Regions from separate parts of the Mus musculus genome. Here region 1 is linked to region 2. A link is a loop called in an ENCODE intact Hi-C map of the cell type or tissue named here. Cell type or tissue: left cerebral cortex. All regions are shown on one strand. Each heading gives the region's core, and the rest is flanking DNA. Links, peaks and the distances in the headings are about the cores only.

Region 1 (5,384 bases), core at 100-5,099, 130 kb after region 2:
ACTTTGCTTTCTATTGCTGTGATAAACATTACAACCAAAGCAGCGTGTGGAGGAAAGGATTTGCTTTATCTTGTAATTCTGCATTATACTCCATCATCAGGAGAAGCCAAGGCAGGAGCCCAAGCAGGACAGGAGCCTAGAATCAATATCTGAAGCTGAGACCATGGAGAAATAATGTTTACTAGATTGCTTCCCACAGTCTGCTTAGTTTCATATATACATATACAGTCTTTATCTATACAAATATAAATACACACATAAATACACACACACACACACACACACACACACACACACACACACACACACACACACATATATCCTTGCAGATGTGCCCACAGGCCAATGTGATGGAGATATGTCAAATTGACAAAAGCCCAGTGTTGTTGTTTTGGCTCCCAGACTCAAAAACTTTAGACCCAAATACTTCAGTTTATGGTCATTTTGCTCCAGAGCTTCTGGCCTCATGTGTGGTGAGGCAGAATATGAAGACAGGGAACATGTAGCAAGCAAAGGAGTTTACCTGCCAGTAGACAGGAGGCAGAAAGAGCAACATAGGAAGGGGCCAGAGACACGATCTCTCATTCAAAGGGACACCTCAGTGGCCCTCAGTCAGTGTCCTTCCTAATAGCCCAGGATTGATCATAGTGACATCATTGTCCCATCACTTCTCAGTTGACAGACAACTGGGGACCAAGCATTTAATCATGAGCCTTTTAGGAAAACACTTTGTATCTAGAGCATTACAACCACCCGTTCTTCAGACACCACTATTTGTTAACTAAAGTCATGGGTGCTGGGCTTAAGGAGAAATGCCCAGTATTCTCAGGACAGCTGTTGCTCATCCATGCTGCAGTCCCTTCCACAGAGGTGGCAGCCGATGGTTGTTTTCTGAACTCAGTCTCGTCTTTCTGGACACACATTTCAAACTCCGGGAACTAATATTTCTTGTTCTATGATTTAAATATGAGATTCCTGCTGGAGGAGCTGAAAGAAATGTGAAAAGGACGATATAGTTACAGAATATATTAAGCTTCTGGCTAGGATGGTATCAAATGACCAGGAGGAGTATCCTGTAGATGCTGTTTATATAGGGATGTCACATGACCCCAGAGATAGTAGCACTTTATAAAGTAAACTTGGCTGCCTTAGGCCAAAGCCACACCTGGTCACATGGGCATCACCAGTCCCTGCTTTGGGTCAGAAAGTTGTGAATGGAGATTCTTTCTGCAGATTGGACATTCCCCTGCAGTCTCACCTCTGAATATCCCAGGGTACACACTTCAAAGAGACCTTCTATTTACTTGTTCTTGGCAAAGTAGAAGGAGGAATGTTGGAAAGTGCAAGACATTCCCAAAGAAAAGCAGGGCCTTGGTATGTAGCTCACAGAGTTCCTCTCTGAGTGAATTCCACAGCCCAGAAGCTGGCCCGAGCACAAGTGTTCACAGCTGCATGTAGGATGTTGCAGAGGACACAATGGCTGCTGTGTGTGCTAGAGGACAAACATTCCCACACAGGCCCGTGCCTGGGAAACAATGGAGCAAGCAAAAAATATCCTGGAACACAATGCACTCATTTCCTGTGACAACAGTGGACTTTGCTAGCCAGCTTCACCTGACCAAGAGCCCCTCCACCAGGGCTCATGATGTTAGAAGCCCACTTTCTTCTGGGTGTGAAAGATGTGCATAGAATGTGAGATGGGAAGTGGTCTTCCTTCCTTCCTTCCTTCCTTCCTTCCTTCCTTCCTTCCTTCCTTCCTTCCTTCCTTCCTTCCTTCCTCCCTTCCTCCCTCCCTCCCTCCCTCCCTCCCTCCCTCCCTCCCTCCCTCCCTCCCTCCTTTCTTTCTTTCTTTCTTTCTTTCTTTCTTTCTTTCTTTCTTTCTTTCTTTCTTTCTTTCTTTCTCTCCTTCTCTCTCTTCCTCCCTTCTTTCCTTCCTTCTTTCTTCTCTCTCTCTATCTCTCTGCCTCTCTCTCCTTTCTTTCTTTTGCTGCAGCACAAGATGTAATTAAAACTGTATTTTTTTTATGCCCACAGCCCACATAAAATTATGTGGTAAAAATACTGTAGCAATGTTAGAAGCTGTTTCAATTTTAAGTCTTTCTGACACTAAATGTTCATTATTCACTATCACAGCTGAAAAATACTGGCAGAGAGAGACACCCCAGGCTTCTGTGTTTCTCAGCAAGTTTCTGGCTACTACACGACTCTCCACCCTGCCCTGCTGGAGCTTCTACAGTCACGTGGGGGAAGGCTCTATTGAGAATTAGTGTAGAATAGGCTCCCTAATGTAATGATGCCAATGACCACTGGCTGAGCACTTGTGTGTCATTGGCCCAGTTGTGATTCCTGAAATCTTGAAAAGAATGCTGGGAGTGTACCATTATCAGTTCCTGGTGCCTTAGCCAAACTCACCTCTCAAGAGCTTTATGAATTACTCACCCAGAGCCTCCTAGGAAAGCATTTTGTTGAGGAGCGTTCTACTTGTATGGGTGACTCATCCTAAGCCTATGATGAAATGGTCATCGCTGCCATCGATGTCACAGAGCTCTAAATAGGGAAGCATAGGGATCTAATACAACAGGAAAGAAGTCTACAAGAGTCTTGCAGGGTGTTCTTTGTAGAGTTAGTCTGGGATGAGACTGCAAAGGAACTTGTAGCTCCAACAAGCCTGTCTACTTCCAAGCAAGCCCTCAAGAAAGTCATGTGCCCAGGGAGCTGCTGATTGGCCAAGTTGTCATATTGCTGTCATCTTCTGACTAGCCAACAGATCAAGAATGTTTTAGATGTTGGCAGAGTCTTAGAGGGGTCCAAAAGTGACAGTGAGACGAGAGAAGGCAGAATGGAGGGGACATTGCAGGGACAGAAATAGTGCTTTGGATTGGGAACTGTCCTGAGAGTTCTAGGAGCATAAATCACTGTGTCCTGACTAATGCCACCCATGGTGGCTCAAGCTGGAGCCAGGATTATAACAAAGGTCTACTCTGTATCTCCCTAAAAGAACAAACCCACTTAGAGCCATTCATTACATGTAAAATGTAAACAGCACATGGGTCTCTGGGGATACATTTCAAACCTAAGCTCCTGAGGTGCAAACTTGGCTAACTTGTAGAAAGTCTCAGGGCCTCTTGGTGCCTGTGTTGTCTGGGATGTGATGGGAAGGAAATCAAAGATAAGATTCCTCCAATTCTTAAGTCTGCATTTAAACCTGGAGGCACATGTAGACACAGCCTGCACTGACAGGTGTGATGCAGACCTCTCCCTTGTGAGTCTGGTGTAAGTGTAAAGACAGAGAAAACCTGACTTCCAGGATAATCTACCTGGGTTGTTGGAAACTTGGAAGCACACAGAGAAAGCGAATTGCATCCAGTGGCAAAATACCATTCGTGCCGGGTGGGGGATGGGAGAGGGGTGTGTCAAAGCAGCAGCAATGGAGGCCCTGATCATAGGCAGCAAACAGGTCTGTGTGGCTGGGCTTCAGGCTGTGTACTAACAAGCAACGAGAATGACCTCATGAAGAGGAAGCAACATTTACAACATTCCTGTCATACCTGAAGGTAGGGACTGTCTGCCATTTGAGACACTGAAGAATCTACCCTGCTTTAATAGGTAAGGGATGAGGCCAGATGTAGGCAAAACAAAGAAATTCCTTGCTAGCTTTCCCAGAAGACCACAGTTAGCCACTGCCAGTGATCCTGAGGCTATTAACTGAGAAATAGATCAGTGCAGGAGGATGAGAGAGCTCTACCGCATTCCGGGCACAAGTATGTTTTGTCACAATAGTTCTAGAAGAAAACTTACATTCTCAGCATCATTGAAAACCCTTGAGCTTTACTTATTTGTCCCATATTACTTATAGGCACCTTAAAGTTTGCTATCACCAATAGCTTATGTTTTATTAATTGCTTATGCCTGAAGCAACACAGTGAGAACCTTTAGTCTCTCTGGGTTTCCAGATAAAATAAAATGAAGCAGGGTAAGAAAAAATAAATAAAAGCAGGGATTCACTGGAACCTGGGTTGGTGTCAGTATTATAGAATTCAGAAGTTTAGAGTCCCGGCTTTGACTGTGACATTTTACCCCTTGTCTTTTCTCTGGTAAAGGAGGGAAGATCTTACTGGGTCTCAACTGTTTATAAGATTGTGTGTGATGAGATTAAAATTCTTGGTACTGGTGAGGTTGCTTAGTAGTTAAGACCGCTGTTACCCTGTGGAAGAGTAAGATTAGCTCCTAGCACCCACAGTTCACAACCATCTGTAACTTAGTTCCGGGGAACTGGCCATCTTCTGGCCTCATTGGCCACTGCAGACAGGTGGTGCACATACTCAAATGCAGGTAAAACACTAACATATAAAAAACAAAATACATACACCTAAAAACCTTTTAAAAATCTCTTTTGCTCTGTTGTCAGTTGCACATGTTCCCATTGAAGGTTCTAAGGTTCTATGGACATAGTTGTTTCTGAGATTGTGTCCTAGCACGGGCAGAGGACAACCCTCCCCAAACCCTGGCTACTACTCTATGTGGAAATGATGTAACAAAACATTCTTGTTTCTTGATTACAAATTTCTTTTAATTGAATCTTCTTTTAAAAAGTTAGAGATTGTAATCTGTTCAAAGACGATTGCCAAAACAATTTGTACTTTTTTAAAAGGCCATCTGTTCATATTCAAACATCTCCACAACTATTTGACCATAATTTCTTAAATTCTGTATTTTAATGACAAAACCAAGGTTCAAGAAATCTTATTTAATATGTTTGTTAGCGTCTCATTACTTTAACAAAATACCCATGACAATGAGCTTATAAAGAGAGAATGTGCATTGTGTCTCATTCTGGATGTTTCAGTTCAGCATCCTGTTGCTTTCACAGTTGTAGCTGGGCAATGCATTATGTCAGAGTGTGTGGTGCAACATGCCAGAAGGCAGCATGAAAGAGGGAGAGGGGGGAGAGAGAGATAGAGAGAGAGAGAGAGAGAGAGAGAGAGAGAGAGAGAGAGAGAGGGAGAGAGAGAGAGAGAGAGAGAGAGAAAGGGGTGGAAGAAAGGAAAGGAGAAGAGTCTCACAGTTTCCTGGAAGGCCCAATTATCCAAAACCTCTCAAAGGTCCCTGTAGCCAGTCTTTGGCTACTTTGTGGGCTCTTCTTTCTTCCATCCTTCTCTACTCTTTTCCCACCCATTAAACCCCCTAACATTAGATAAGAGAGATAAAATGATAGAGAGGAAAGGAAAGAGATCCCTGAATAAAGTCATGGAAAGGGGGCAATGCTATTGTCAGACTACTTCCTGCTGAGTACAGGCATTACAGTTCCTTGGGGCAAGTTTGGTCTTTGTCATCAGGTTATCTAATTTCCTCCTCTTCTCATTTCTTCTTTATGCATGACTACT
Region 2 (5,384 bases), core at 279-5,278:
CATGTTTTAGAGGCGGCTCAAACCCTAGTGTGAATCTCTCTCTAGTTCTCTTACAGTTACTTATCTCTGCCAAAGACTTCCGATTAATTCTCTCTGAAGCTATCTTTCACATTAAAATATTTCATAATAAAGTGTTTAGAACCCTTACAGAGATTTTGAAATCACATCTAGTTTCTTGACTGCCAGGTTAAACTTCATGTATTATGTTTTTCAAGTCTTAAAGTCTTCACCTTAAAAGTGAGTTTCTGACAGCCTCTTTAATCCAGCTCAATTCCTTTCATTATAGATTACCATTCATTATTTTTAAGTAGTATCAAGATTCTCTTTTAAACTTTTCACCTACTGGTTTATTTTATAGAATATGTCTACATTTCTATGTAAGTCCAAGATTGCCCTATTTTTGTTATTTTCTTAAAGACTTTCTTAGTTATTTGAAATATGGTTTCTAAATCACTAGGTACCACTAACCCTGAGTTACCCGGGCTATGGGGAGGGAGAAGGAAGACACAGAGCAGTCACTTAGGAACAGGCCATGGTGGCCATGACAAAAGGTGTCAGCATCCTCCCCTTACCCAACAGGCACTGTGCATACAAGCTCCTACTATGTACCCGGTACCTACTTAATGAAAAACTCAGTCACAGGACGCATTTTCTGTCCTTCATCATCTTTTCTCTGAGAAGAATTCATAGAAATCGTTTCAAAAACATAATGATAAGTAAATGGGGTGGATTTGTAGTTAGCACTTGACTTGGGAGGCTGAGACAGGAGTCACTTGAGCCCAGGAGTCCAAAAGCAGCCAAGTCAACATAAGGAAATCCTGATTCTACAAAAAGAGAGGAGGAGGATGCGGAAGGGGCAAGCACAGAGGGAGCTACGAGGGAAAGTCCATACTCAACAACTCGATATTTTACTTTGCATAATCTAATAACCAATTTTTGCTTCTTGTTTCCTTATTTCCCAGTATCAAACTTGTGTTAGTGCCTTAGTTTCTCGGAACAGGTTAATCAAGAGGCAGGAATTCTCACCTAACTTACCACAGACAGGAACAATCAACAGGCTGTTCTGGGGAGCAAGGATTTCCACAGTGTTATTAATGAACATATCTTCAATCTTTTACTAGCTATGAAACCTACAAAATAACCCTTCAAAAATTGAAACTGCCTACCACTTTTCCATCAGCTTCTTTATTTCAAACAAAAATATGAAAATCTAGACATTTTTAAGAAATGAAAATACTGAATTGCAGTATTTACACAGACTGTGGTAAAGTTTGAGGAGCAAAGGCTCTCCAGTCTCAAGAAGTTCCACTCACCCAACACCAGAGCCCTCAGCTACACTCACTGTCAGGAAATGGCTGAGCACTGAAGGTGCAGAGAAAACCTTACAGCGCATGGGTGTGACAGCGTGCACGTGTGCCTGTGCTTACCTTCAGCAAAGGTATAACCAACTTATGTACGAGTCACAGCAGAAGCCAAGTAAGAAGAGAGTTGTATCTCCAAGATTAGTAGAGAATGGACAAAGCAAAAATGGGGGCAAAACAAAGGCATTTCATTAAATCAAAACTGATTCCAACACAGCACAGCAATCATAGACAGGCAGCAGAAAGAGAAGGAGCATTTCCAAACTAACTACTAAAAGAATGAATATACATTACTTAACTTACCAAACAGAATGCATGAAGAGAAAATAAACAAACAAACAAACAAACAAACTTTTAAGAATCCCTGAATCAACAGACTCTTACAACAAAGATTAAACAAAGGGTGGGAGAGAGGGCTTGGTGGTTTAAGAGCACTGGCTGTCCTCTTAGAGGACAGAGGTTCAATTCCCAGCACCTAAAAAGCAGCCCACAACCATCTGTAACTCTAGTTCTAGGGCAGTGGTTCGCAACCTGTACATCTAGACCCCTTTGAGTGTCTAAAGACCCTTTTACAGGGGTTGCATATCAGCTATCCTGAACATCAGATATTTATATTATGATTCATAACAGTAGCAAGATTATAGTTATGAAGTGGTAACAATAATAATTTTATGGTTGGGGTCACCACAGCATGAGAAACTGTAGTAATGGATCACAGCATCAGGAAGGCTGAGGACCACTGTTCTAATGCCCTATTCTGGCCACCGAGGGTGAAAGTGACTAACAGACATATATGCAGGCAAAACACTCATACACATAATACAAATGAAAATAAATTTAAAGAAGATTCAACAACAAAAAAAATCAAATTTTTCATTATCTATAAATAAGCAAAAGTTTCTAAATACATAAAGTAAAAGTCGGCTTCAGAGTCAACTCCTGCTCTCAGGAAAGCTAGACAAGGTAAAGAGCCTACCAGTCTCCAAAGGCTAGGAAGGAAAGCAAGGTGTTCCGGGCTGGCGAGCATCACAGAGGCACTGTGCCAGACATCCCTCTGAGAACCTTCTGCAGTAGCCAGCCATCAGCCCACTGCCATGTCCCCATTAAGTAGGCATGTCCCCACTGTTGTCCAAAGTGGTGTTCATCAAGAAGACTGCTCCCTGAACTCCTCCACTGCTTTACGGCCCAGCTGAGTCTTCCTTGGATCCAGACTGAAGGGTGAGGCTTTTACTGACAAATCTTTCCTTCACGTTTTCCCTTAGGACCAGATTGTATCACTGCCCTTTCCCAGTCCTCCTCAGTTCTTATCCACTGCGATCATTCTCTGCTAACTCTCGGCATGAGTCACCCATTCCCCTCGCTTAGCTGCTGCCACTCCGTGTCTGCGGATGACAACACACAGTCACTGAGCTGAGAAGTGAAAATCTTCAAATAGAAGACCGAGCCAAGAGGCTGATGAGCACAACAATGCAAACAAGCTTGGTTTGGTCACAACATTGGTTACATCTAAAAATCTAATCAATATATATTCACTATATCAAAAGATGAAGAAAAACCTAAGGGGTATTCCAATAGATGCTGACCAATTAATCTGAGACACACACTACAAGATTCAACATGGCAAGGATGCTTTTGTTTTGTGTTAGGGTTTCTGTCTCTATGTGTGCCTGGGTGTCCTGGAACTCACTCTGTGACCCATTAAGGAACTCGAGCATGGCAAAAAGGCTGTGGCAGGCCTGGTCCTTCTAACCAATTCCCTTTTCCTTACTAAAAATCACTAGATTACATTCCTGAAGCTAGCCCCCAAGGTCTATTTCCTTATTCGGCCACTTTCTCCTCCCAAGGCTGACTACCAAGGTCCAGCTAACAAAGTCCAGCAATCAAAAGCCCCCTTTGGCTTCCCTAGTTAACATGCCCAATTAAACACCTCATCCTAACACAGGGTTTCCCCTCTTACCTTTATAAACAGCCATTTTGCTATGTGCCACACGTGTCTCCTCTCTATCCAGAGGCAGTCCTTTGTCATCTGGACAAATCTCTCTCCCCGTCTCCCTCGTTCCCTGCTTTCTCTCTTATTCCCTGTGCTCAGTTCCTATAGGGCCAATAAATCTCCTGAGAAAGTGGTACTGGAAATCCTGAATAGATACTGATCTCGTACAGTCTAGGCTAGCCTCAAATTCAGACACACCTGTCTCTGCCTCAGCCTCCTGAAGGCAAGTGTTTTTCAACATTTAAATTTTGTAACGCATACACAAGAAAATTTCTAACAACTGAAAACCCAATTCTAAAGCTTTTATGATAGTACATAATGAACAAAATTTGTCAGAATTTTTTTTCCTTTTCTTTTTGTGGGTTTAATCTGGAACGTCATGCACGCAGATTCGTGACAAAGCACTGTTAGATCTCAGTCAAGCAAATGAAGGATGCACTATAGATAGAATCATTTATCAAGCCACAGCAAACAGAAGCAGTGTTGGCTCAATGCAAATAAAATGACCAATGGGCTGGGCATGGTGTTGGGCTTTAATCCCAGCACAAGGGAGGCAGAGGCAGGCTGAACTCTGGAGGCCAGCCCGGTCTACATAGTAGGTTCCAGGACAATCAGGGCTACACAGAGAAATCCTGTCTGAAAAAGCAAACAACACAAACGACCAATGGAACAGAACAACACATATGATGAGCACCTGTAAGGAACTAGCAGTCAATATTTAGGGCTCTTAAGTACCTACAGTATCTGGTGTGTTCTTTCTCTTTCTCTTTTTAAACAAACCTGTAAAAATATAAAATTATTCTTGGTTTGGAAAGTATTACATAGCTTCCACGGGGCCAACTCCAGGCCAGAGCATAGTTATGGACCAACTCAAGACACTCAAGACGGACACCATAAGTGAGCTGGTTTCTGCTACACAGTAACTGGAAAGGCACAGACTTTACACTAAGACCCATGAAAATCAAAATAAATATCACAAGAAAAATACTCGTCTTGGTCTCAAACCGCAGGCCCAAATAATGATAGGCAAACTGTAGCTTTGGCTGTGACTGATAAATCAAAAGAGCATCTTAATATCCACAGTGCAGCACCTTCATGGACAAAGAACACAGCAAAATGCTTAAGAGAGAGTTCAAAGTATTAAAAACAAAGTATCACTCACTCAGACTGCAGTGAAATAAGAACCTTAACAGAGGTCGTAAGGATTGGAAAGGCAAGGTCAGTGGGCACCGACTATACTTCTGTAGCCACCAAATTTTCCATTTGGAATACTCAAAGAATGCCTACAAGTATACAATTAAAATGGATGCACAATCAACTCTGTCTCATGGAAAATATAAATTAAAACTATAATCCAAACCACTGCCCACGCCAACTACAGCGACCAAAATTTGAAAACAGGTTAACACGAAGCAGGGCGACGCTGCAGAGCAACTGGATGCTTGTGCTGCTCGTGTGCAAGCTGGTCCAACTGCACTGGGAACAGCAGTACCCTGTGCATGTGATGACTCAGCAGCGACACTCCTACAGAAGCATGCCTTTGGATTCAAAGCAGGTAAAAGAAGGTCCATAGCTGTGTTGTCCCAAACAGTCCAACACCACTATCTATAAACAGTGGAGTGAACTAATCACACATGTTCTTCACGGCATCTATTGAAATTAACTGTAACTTACAACTAAGATAAAATACTTTAAGTGCAAGGTTCAATTAGCTTAACAAATGTATTTTCCTAGATAAACATCAACATCACCTGAATAGAGCGTTCCCTCGGGCTGAGGACACTGTTCCATCTATGGGACTTGCCAAATGCAAAACCATGGTTTCCACAAGCAGCACTGAAAACAGTCTCTGTTTTCTTCCCAGTCAATTCAAACTGTCTTCCTACAAGTCTGCATTAATAAATCAGATGTATGTACTCTTTTACACTCATATTTTTAAAAACTCACTAAAATGTCTTTAACAAAGGCATGGGTAATAAAAAGTAGATAAACTCAAAACTACCCAAAATCATTTGTTCACCAGCTACACCCTC

The links. Hi-C counts contacts between places; a loop is a spot of excess contacts. Peaks named below come from ENCODE experiments on the same cell type or tissue, not always from the same donor. Only the 100,000 strongest peaks of a DNase experiment are listed, where the experiment ranks them.
Region 1: it touches region 2 in a loop (2.1-fold over the local background); 5 of 42 quality-filtered maps call a loop at or near these places.

The regions. Positions count from the first base shown.
Region 1 is chr2:21,027,344-21,032,727 of GRCm38, forward strand. No RefSeq gene overlaps it. Among named protein-coding and RNA genes, the nearest start is that of Gm13375, 61 kb to the left of the region's middle. In left cerebral cortex, for the core only: no CTCF peak of the experiment used is centred there; DNase peaks (open chromatin) are centred at 1,477, 2,189 and 2,438; H3K27ac peaks cover 1,789 bases.
Region 2 is chr2:20,900,766-20,906,149 of GRCm38, forward strand. All of the region lies in intron 3 of Arhgap21 (Rho GTPase activating protein 21), which reads right to left. Among named protein-coding and RNA genes, the nearest start is that of Arhgap21, 64 kb to the right of the region's middle. In left cerebral cortex, for the core only: no CTCF peak of the experiment used is centred there; DNase peaks (open chromatin) are centred at 2,703 and 4,845.